Regions from separate parts of the Homo sapiens genome. Here region 1 is linked to region 2. The links are chromatin contacts, found by Hi-C or POLR2A ChIA-PET in ENCODE. All regions are on one chromosome and are shown on one strand. The core of a region is the stretch at or near the end of the contact, and the rest is flanking DNA. Distances in the headings are between cores, read along the strand shown. Region 1 holds the start of DCAF8-DT (DCAF8 divergent transcript). Region 2 holds the start of CD48 (CD48 molecule).

Region 1 (5,034 bases), core at 517-3,016, 450 kb before region 2:
AAAATCAGTTGGGAAAATTAACCAGAAAAATGTGTTCTAAGGCAAAATGTAAAAGAAGCATAAATTAACGTATAACTTATTCAAAGCTGTATCAATGATGTGCAAAAAAAAAAAACCAAAAAACAACATTTTTTGAGTGTGTACCACGTGTTCTTAGATTACTAAGAGCTTTAAATAGATTCCCTATAATACTAACAATGACCCTGGGAGGTAAGTGGTATTATCACACTTTTAGAGTTGTGGAAATTAAGAGTCAGAGAAGTTTAAGTAACTTGCTCAAGGTCACATGGCTAAGAAATATTAGTCTAGTATTTAAACCTTAAAATTAAATTAAAAGTCTGTCCAATCTCTAAAGACTGTACTTTTCTCTTTATATCTTACTGATACACATATACACCATCACTAATAATTTTATTCCAGTCCATGATGAGCATTTTCTAATTCAGTCATCAGATGGAATAAAACTCACCAGTGTCACTCAATATTTTCCTACTACAAATCATAAAGATATTAGGAATTGGCCAGGCCTACCTTCCAGTCACTTAGCTTTTCTGTCACATGCCATGAGCCTCTAGTCTCTGCTACCAGAAACCTGAAAGCCTCACGAAAACTGCATTTATAAGTATGTTCTGACTCCCTTTTTGGCACCAACCCATGCTGCTGAATGCCCAGGATGTTTCTTCTGCTAACCAAGAATTCTTCAGACCAGCTACAAAAGAAAGAGCAGCCACTATTTTTTTTTTTTTTTTACAAAAAATTTCCCACTATATCCTAAAAAGTCGGAATTCTGAAATAGACTGGACTCAGACACCAACTAAAGGCAGCATCACTCATCACTCCCCAGCTTTTAGTCACAAGCAGCTAAATATTCTCCTCTAAATACCAAGGGATGACAACCCGAAGCTGTGAGAGGGGAAGAGACCTGATTTGACAACAGGATGAACAGAACTCAGGCAAACTAAGTTCCAGTTTTTAACAACGTAAAAAATATGATCGACACAAAGACAAAATACAAGGAAAATGAATAAAGAAGAAAAGAAGACATGGGGCAGGGGGCACACATTCACTTCTAGGCTTAAGTCATTTGGAGATACACAGCAATAGTTTAGGACAGAAAGACAAGAAGCCCACAGACAATTAAACTTGTAAAAGTAATTCAACCAGAGCTGGAACAAAGCCAAGAACAACACTCAAGCTCTTTGGGAAACTGGTAGGAATTTTATGACTTTAGTGGTCAGCAGTTGAGCATCAGCGCAGTCTGTCTTGAACTCAAGAATTTTAATGCCTCCAACTCCCACTCACCTTTCCTCCTTTTATCACTGAAGTAAGGCCAGGCTGAGCTCCTGAGAAAATAGGTCTGTAGATTCACTGAAGGACTGAGAAAAGTTAAAATTTACATGGCAAAGGTGTGTCTTCTACTGAACATAATAAAAATATTTATGAATACACTTTAGTATTTTTAGGCCTTCTCAAAACTACTTAAAAGCAGAATACTTTATCTAATTCTAATTACTGAACAAATAACCCACACACATATGGAAATAAAATGAACCAACATGAAGATTAGAAGCCAGGCAAGTAATCTCCCAGCTCCACTAAAACGTAAAGTCATTTAAAAGGATAACCTGAATCTTTTCAACGCTAAACCATAACCAAACAACCTCTCAACAAGAAGCCACAGAGCAGGGGGGGAAATCCCGGAGAGAATGTGATAGCGCTAGTGCCGGTTTGTTTACAGAGACTCCAGTAACAATCATGAGTCAGAAATTCAAGCCACCAGATGCTTTCCAACTAACAGGGACCAAATGGGACCGTTCTAAGATATCCTAAAAGATTTGGGAGTTAGAGGAGGTAAACTAAGATAATTATATTACAAAGGGTACAAGACCACAAGACAACAACCGACTCCGGAATTCTTGGACCTCCGCCTTCCGTACAAGGTGCTGGGCCTGGGAACTTGGGATGGGGGAGGGGGACACATTGCGCGGTGGCCCTGAGGTGACGGGGAGACGCAGGGCGAGCCGTGTCCCTCAATCTAAGGGGAGAAATAGGAGCGCACACATGGGTCACCCAACGAAGCAAGGCGTCCCTGTGAACTGTGCGGCTGGCTCTTGGGGGCAACACCAGGGCTGACCTGAGGAAAGGGCAACCAGTACTCCCAGCGATGACTTCGGGTCGGCGGAAGGAAAAGACCTGAGCGCTAAGAGCTTGGGATACGGGTCAGGCCCATCCTTAGGGGAAACCGGCTGGGAAGCGAGGGGGGGCGCAGGCCGAGCCGGAACGAGACACAGACCGGGTAGGTCAAGGGAGGGGGGGTGTCCGGCTGGGGCAGTTACAAGCACGGGAATCGGCGAGGCTCAGCAGCCCGCTTCCCGTCTTGGGTCATCCTTCTGCTAGCGGCTGCTCCGACTGTTCCAGGCCCAGCCGCCCCGTCCACTGCCACCACCAACGCCGCCGCCATCTTACACTGGCCAGCGGCCGCCACCACCACCGCCTCCGCTCTCTGCGCTTGCGCCTGCGCTGCCACGCTTTCCGGCCCCGTTTGCGACGATGTGCTCGAGAAGACTGAGGGAAGAGTGGTCGCGCGAGCTCACGGCTCGCAACCCTCCTCGAAGGACGCACAAGGGGCGGGGCTTAAGGCCAACGGAAAACAGAGCGAGAGGCGCCTGCGCATTACCGAAGAGGCAAAGTTGTTTTTGTAGTTTCTTCGGGCTTGCTTATCTTGTGATACTCTAAACAAATGCGAGTTAGGGGCTACCCAGAGTTGTGATAGAAATAAACTAAATTTCCAGCGGATTGGCAGGCCACTTCCTGGATGATGGCCAGTTTTGCCGTTTTTGAACACTGGAACGAGCAATGATTGCCACAAGGATTTCTTCTGAAAATCCCCGTTTCCTTTCAGGGCTTTGTTTCCTTAAGTGGTTTCTATACTATCGAGGCCCATTTTCCCCTGAGAGTCCCCATTTACGTATTTTTAAAGAAGGGGCTCAGTAGCTTGAGGTGTAGCTATTCCAGAAGCTCTTTTCTGAAGAGAGGTGGTGTGGGTAAAGGTTCCCAAGAGTGGGCCGGGTGATGTGGGGTGACTTTTGTACTCTGTTTCGTTATGACACCTACAGTAACCCTGCAGAGGATTACTCCCAGCTGCCAGGCTGGGGTATTTTTTTTTTTTTTCTTACCAGAAGCCCAGGGTGCAAAAATCTGACCCTTTCTCACCTCCCCTACCGCTACTCTCCTATTCCAAGTCATTACATATTACTTAAGACTACCGCAATAGAAACTTACCTCGTTTGTCTACTTCCATTATTGCCATTACAGTTAAACATAAGGCAGCCAGAGTGCTTTTTAAAAATGTAAGGTCTGGCCGGGCGCGGTGGCTCATGCCTGTAATCCTAGCACTTTGGGAGGCGGATGTGGGCGGATCACTTGAGGTCAGGAGTTCGAAACTCGTTTGAAACCAGGCCAACATGGTGAAACCCGTCTCTACGAAAAATACAAAAAAAAAAAAAAATTACCCGGCATGGTGGAGCGCGCCTGCAATCCCAGCTACTTGGGAGGCTGAGGCAGGAGAATTGCTTGAACCCGGAGGCGGAGGTTGCAGTGAGCTGAGATCGCACCACTGCACTCCAGGCTGGGCAATGGAATGAGACTCCGTCTCAAAAAAAAAGTAATGTCGTATTATTTCCCCAGTCCCCACCCTGCTCAAAACCTCCAATTCCCATCACATAATAAAAGTCAAAAGTATGATAGCCTTAGAGGCCATCAAAAAATGAATTGCCTCTAAGGAGGACCCTACATGATCTGATCTAGCACCTGCCTATTTATCTGATTCATCTCCTCCCACACTGCCTAGCTCTGCTCTAGCCTCACTAGCCTTACTGTCACTCCAGTCAAAGCATGTCCCAGCCCTAGGGTTTTTTTCCTTTTCTTGGAATGTCCATCTACTAGATATTTACTAGACTTGAGGTGTCTATTGAAATCCTACTTCCTAACACAGGCAGCTCTTGACTATTGTAACTAAAATGGAACCTCATGTCATCCTCCTCTATCCCCTTACTCTGCACTGTTTTTTTAATAACATTTTTTACCTATAACATTTAATCTAAAATTATGTTTGTGATCCAGCTATACTACTAGAATATAAATTCTTGAGGGCAAGGACTGTGTTTTTATCATCTTTGTAATCTCAACACCTAGAAGAGGGCTACAGCACAAAGTAGCTATTTAATGCCCCACCGTCCTATTCATTCTTTCATTCATTCAGTCAACAACTATTGAATTCCTGCTCTGGAAGGCCCTGTTCTATGTGCTGGGGCTGCAACAGTGAATAGAACCAAGATTCTTGCATTCATGGAACTTATTAGTGCAAGGGTTGGGAGCATAGGAGGAGGGGAGAGACACACAGATAATAAAGTTATAAAGAGTACTGTAAAGGAAAATAAAGCAGAATAAAAATGGGTTACCTGGATGGGTGTGCTCTTTTACATAGGGGATTCAGAGAAGGCCCCTCTGCTGAGGTGACATCTAAATAAAGGTTTGAAGTGAGACAATAAGCTATACATACTTGGGAAAGAATATTTCAAGCAGAAGAAACAACAAGGTAAAGACCCTGCAGCTTGAGTGTGCTTGGCAAGGAAGCCACTGTGGCAAAAGAATAGATAGGAACTTAGTTTGGAGAAACAAGATGGGAGCCAGATCACTTACGGACTTATGGACCAAAGAAAGGACTTTGAATTTTATCCTAAGAATGCTAGGAAGCCATGGAGGGTTTTGAGTAGAAGAGTGGCATGATCTGATTTATAATTGAAGATGTTCACTCTGGTTATTCTTTGAGAATTCCCTATAGGGAAGCCAAATAGAAGCTAAAAGACCAGTTAGGAAGCTATTGCAGAAGACCTGCAAAACTAGTGTTGCAATGAAATTGGTAGGATTCAGGATGTACTCTGAAAGTGGTGGAGAGGTGATGTGTTAATAGATTGAATGTGGGGTACAAGATAAAGACAAGAATAAAAAATCAGTAAAAAAGTACAAAAGTCA
Region 2 (4,811 bases), core at 565-3,064:
AAAAGAGAGGCAGGGAGAGGGCAGGAGGGAGAGAAATCTAGGTGGAAAGAAGGCATGTACATAAGCCCAGAGGTAAGAGAAAACGCCTCTTTTAAGGCAAACAGTAAAATTAAGAGATTTAGACACATTGACCTTCACCAAGATTCCCTCGCCTTAGTCTAGGAAAGGTATAATCATAATAGAATGGTTTGGAAGTTAGACCTGTGTGCCCTTAGGAGAATTTCTTAATCTCTCTGCAAGACAGTATTCTCATCTGAAAAATGTAGATAATAATAGCCACCTCACTATTTTCTAATGAAAGTTAAATGAAAAAGTATGCAAAAGGCCTAGCACAATGTCTGACACACAGTAAGTGCTTAATTTGTATTTTACTAACCCAGGTTATAGCCCGGGTGTTATAACCCAGGTTTACTAACCTCATCAAAACCAATATTATCCATTCAAAGGATAACATAATCAGGTGTGGTCTGATTGTTTCAAAGAAGAATAAATGACCAAGATGAAGCCTAGAAAAGAAGTCAGAGAAAGGTCAACTGTCAGGATGTTTTCAGTATGCCTAGAGAAAGTCCTAAAATATTCCAATTCTCATTGGCAACCCTGCTTTTCCCAATAGTTAGATGAATACTTCACATCAGCCCCCAATCCCAAGGTCATACCAATGTCCTATGCATTGAGTCAGGCCCACAGAACCTATATAGCCGTAGACTCACACAGTCATGAACCAAAGGACTCTACCTGAGAGGTAGAATATGTGAGAGACCGATCCTCCACACATTCTACCTCATCTCCCCAAAAGTTACAAACTATCATCATTTTATGCCACAGTGTGACTACCACATGTTTGTTGATTTTTACTGTTTTACTCAGAGTGGTGAGCATTAAAGCCCTTTAAATTAAAAAGACTTGAGTATTTACTTGGGGGAATAGCAAGAAAGTCAAAGGTTTCACTGCTGTTTCTCAGCTGGCATAAGAAGAGAGGTACTGGATGAAGAAAGAGGGTGAGGCAGCTCTAACAGGAGAAGGAAAGTTAGCTCAGCCCTTGGTCACACACCGGGGACCGAACAGGCTGTGGCAGAGGAATGGACCTTAACTCTTAGCAATCAGATGTGTTAAGGTTCCTTTGATGCTGAAGCACTTCCAGCCTCTTCTCAGACCCTCATTCAGAGACCCCAGACAGCAATCCTTTCCAAGCTTTTCTTCCTATAATTTTGATCTATCTTTTCTTTGGGTCAATGACAATATCATTTACCTTGGCTCAGGATGCAACACCTCACATATACAGAGGTCTCAAAGAATGCCTAAGGGAGTACAGTGTGTCTGAGCATAAAATGCAGCAGCTGTCAGTGTAGAGCTTCTTCTTATTCAAAATGAAAAAACAAACACTTTTCCACAACTTCATGGACCACCAACCACGGGACAAAATATGAGGAGCCTACTTCTCTTGCTCCCCAGGTTCCTGTTTTGATCACATCCCCGTGGGAAAGGAGATGAAGCTCCATTCATCAGTGCTAAGAAAGGCTCCCCAACCATGCCATGGCCATGCTATTGGAATGGAAATACCTGCTTTCCAGACACCAGATCTGGCTTCTAGGGTTGAACTACATCCCGTCTCCCCTTTCCCAACTGACCATGCCTTCAGTGCACAATCACAGATACACAGTTGGTGGAAAGTACCTTGAATGCTGGTCACCAGGAGTGACAGAGGCAGCAGTAGCAATTCCAGAGCCAGACACGAATCCCAACCTCTGGAGCACATGCTTCCTTCCAGAACTTCCCAGCAACGCAGGAGACAGTTGAGAGCCTGGCTAGAAAAAGGCCGGGGCTAAAAACGGAACTTACCAAACAGGGTTAGAGAGAAAAAAAAAAAAACCACTGAGATTTTCTCTCCACCCAGCACACTTGTGTGGGGCCCCAGAAACCAGAAACCGGAGGTCTTGTAAATTTTTTTATCTAAGAGCATCACGGAAACTGAGAACAATTTTGTTTGAAGGTACATGAGTGCTTTTTTGTAGGGGGAAGATTCATAGCTTCTACTGTACTCTCAGGGGGGCCAGTACTCAGAAAAGAATAAGGGACCCTGATAGAGAATGTCTGCTTTTCGTTCCCAGGCAGGAATCCCTCTGATTAATTCAGGGGCTAAGACATAGGAGCTTCCCAGTCAAGCCTGGGTAGGTGTCATTCAGAGCCTGAAGTCTGGGAAATCAGACCCACGTAGCCTTTGTGCTGCATATCTTACCCCCAGCACCACCCTCTGCTCTTCTTCCTTTATGATAATTCACTATTTGAAGTTTGACATCAGCCTATCCACTGAACATCAGAAAAAAAGTAAGATTACTTGGCCCAAAAGAATGGATTTCCCACCCTTGTAGTCTGTATTAGTCTGTTCTCACACTGCTAATAAAGACATACCCCAGACTGGGTAATTTATAAAGGAAAGAGAGGGGTTTTGTTTTGTTTTGTTTGTTTTGGTTTTTTTTTTTTTTGAGATGCAGTCTCACTCTGTAGCCCAGACTGGAGTGCAGCAGTGCAATCTCAGCTCACTGCAACCTCCACCTGACAGGTTCAAGCAACTCTCCTGCCTCAGCCTCCTACATAGCTGGGATTACAGGCAAGCACCACCATGCCCAGCTAATTTTTGTATTTTTAGTAGGGTTTCACCATGTTGGCCCGGCTGGTCTTGAACTCCTGACCTCAAGTGATCCACCTGCCTCAGCCTCCCAAAGTGCTGGGATTATAGGCATGGGCCTGTGCCTGGCCAGGAAAGTGGTTAAATTGACTTCTAGTTCAGCATGGCTTGGGAAGCCTCAGGAAACCTACAATCATGGTGCAAGGGGAAGCCAATACGTCCTTCTTCACACGGTGGCAGGAAAGAGAAGCACTGAGCAGCAATGGGGAAAGCCCCTTCCTTATGAAACCATCAGATCTAGTGAGAACTCACTATCACGAGAACAGCATGATGGTAACTGCTCGTATGATTAACTTACTTCCTACTGGGTTGCTCCCATGATATGTGGGGATTATGGGAACTACAATTCAAGATGAGATTTGGAAGGGAACACAGCCAAATCATATCATGTCTAGGAAATTTCAAGCTCATTCCTATTGAATGTAAATTAGTTATTTGCCCACCCAGGACCCACAGGCAAGCCACAGTTCCTGATATAACATATTTGTAATCACTTTTTAATTGGGGACATTTCTGATTCTCAACATGGAGATGAACAATAAAATGTCTGCTCTTCTCAGTCCTCAAACCTGAAGGACATTATGTTAAGTGAAATAAGTCATGCACAGAAAGATAAAAAACCACGTTCCCAATCATATATGGAAGCTTAAAAAATGAGCTCATAGAAGTAGAGAGTAAAATTGTGGTTATCAGAGGCTGGGAAGGGTAGAGGGAAGTGGAGGATGGGAAGAAGTTGGTTAATAGATACAAAGTTACAGCTAGAGAAGAGGAATAAGTTCCAGCATCCTGTAGCACTATGGAGTGAATACAGTTAAGAATAATTTAATGTATATGTTCAAAAAGCTAGAAGAGAGGATTTGGAATGTTCCCAACACAAAGAAATGATCAATGTTTGAGGTGATAGGTATCCTAATTGCTTTGATTTGATCATCACACATTGAATACATGTATCAAAATATTACTCTGTATCCCATAAATATGTATAATTATTATATGTCAACTAAAAATAAAAGGGAAAAAAACATAAAAGTGAAAAGAAAGAACCCTGCAAATAAAATTTGAAACAGCACCAGAATCAAATTCCTCTTGGTCAAATTGTTACACTTTGGAACTGTGTGTTATATTTTTCCTATAAATTGATTTAACCTTAGGATACGACCCTGCTCCTTCAGCAAGAAAAGATAACATTGTATTAGATTTTTAAAAGAGACCCTGTAAATTAATGTTACATTCTCTTTTTTGGGGGGAGGGGGGCACAGGCTCCCACTCTGTCACCCAGTCTGGAGTACAGTGACCACTATGCATGGCTATTTTTTTAAAATTTTTTGTAGAGATGAGGTCTCACCATGTTGCCCAGGCCAGTCTTGAACTCCTGAGCCATAGGATCCACACTCAGTCAGTGGCAGGACGGGGAGTGCTGTGACCTGCTTCCACCTTGGGCACCAGTGTCTAAATGAAGGGAACACAGTGGCACTAAGAAACTCGGAGATGCCAGCAACTGCGGAGCCCTAAGGGGTGTTACAGCTTTGCTTGGGGAATCCCAAGGCCTGAGACCCCAAGAAATGTTACAGCTCTCTCTCTCGTTCCTGCCACCTGCAGCTCAGCAAATGAGGGCACCTCACAGCTCTTGTTCAGTCCCACTGCCTGCAGCTCAGCAAATGGGGGCATGTCACAGCTCTTATTTAGTCTTGCTGCCTGCAGTTCAGTGAATGGGGGTGTGTCACAGCTCTCACTTGGTCCCAGTGCCCACAGCTCAGCAAATACGGGTATGTTACAGCTTGTTCCTGCCACCTGCAGCTCAGCAAATGAGGGCACCTCACAGCTCTTGTTCAGTCCCACTGCCTGCAGCTCAGCAAATGGGGGCATGTCACAGCTCTTATTTAGTCTTGCTGCCTGCAGTTCAGTGAATGGGGGTGTGTCACAGCTCTCACTTGGTCCCAGTGCCCACAGCTCAGCAAATACGGGTATGTTACAGCTTGTTCCTGCCACCTGCAGCTCAGCAGGTCCTGGGTTCTTGTCCTGCAACCAAGAGGAATAAAGCATGCAGACAAAGGAGAGTGAGTAGGTCAGAGAATAATTTTATTGAGTGACAGAAGGAAAGCTCTCAGCAAAGAGGGGACCAGAC

Evidence for each region. A loop is a pair of places that touch in the nucleus more often than their neighbours do. ChIA-PET counts read pairs that join two places held with the same protein, here RNA polymerase II (POLR2A). Pooled maps may share reads with other maps.
Region 1: a pooled map shows a loop between it and region 2 (8-fold over the local background). The contact joins the promoter of DCAF8-DT here to the promoter of CD48 in region 2. A Hi-C loop is called at or near these places in 3 of 37 single-sample maps with no recorded cell type and 10 of 50 pooled maps. POLR2A ChIA-PET finds 5 or more read pairs at or near these places in 1 of 52 experiments (activated CD8-positive, alpha-beta T cell).

Annotation. Positions count from the first base shown.
Region 1 is chr1:160,259,983-160,265,016 of GRCh38, forward strand. It overlaps DCAF8-DT (DCAF8 divergent transcript), which reads left to right and starts at 1,767. Exons shown (of 2, transcript NR_147618.1): 1 at 1,767-1,940; 2 at 2,419-2,796. DCAF8 (DDB1 and CUL4 associated factor 8) reads right to left here and starts at 2,567. Exons shown (of 14, transcript NM_015726.4): 1 at 2,467-2,567; 2 at 1,303-1,376. RefSeq lists enhancers at 1,502-2,450, 1,622-1,751, 2,382-2,651.
Region 2 is chr1:160,710,008-160,714,818 of GRCh38, forward strand. It overlaps CD48 (CD48 molecule), which reads right to left and starts at 1,815. Exons shown (of 4, transcript NM_001778.4): 1 at 1,675-1,815. The coding sequence starts at 1,756. RefSeq lists enhancers at 2,064-2,243, 2,784-2,843.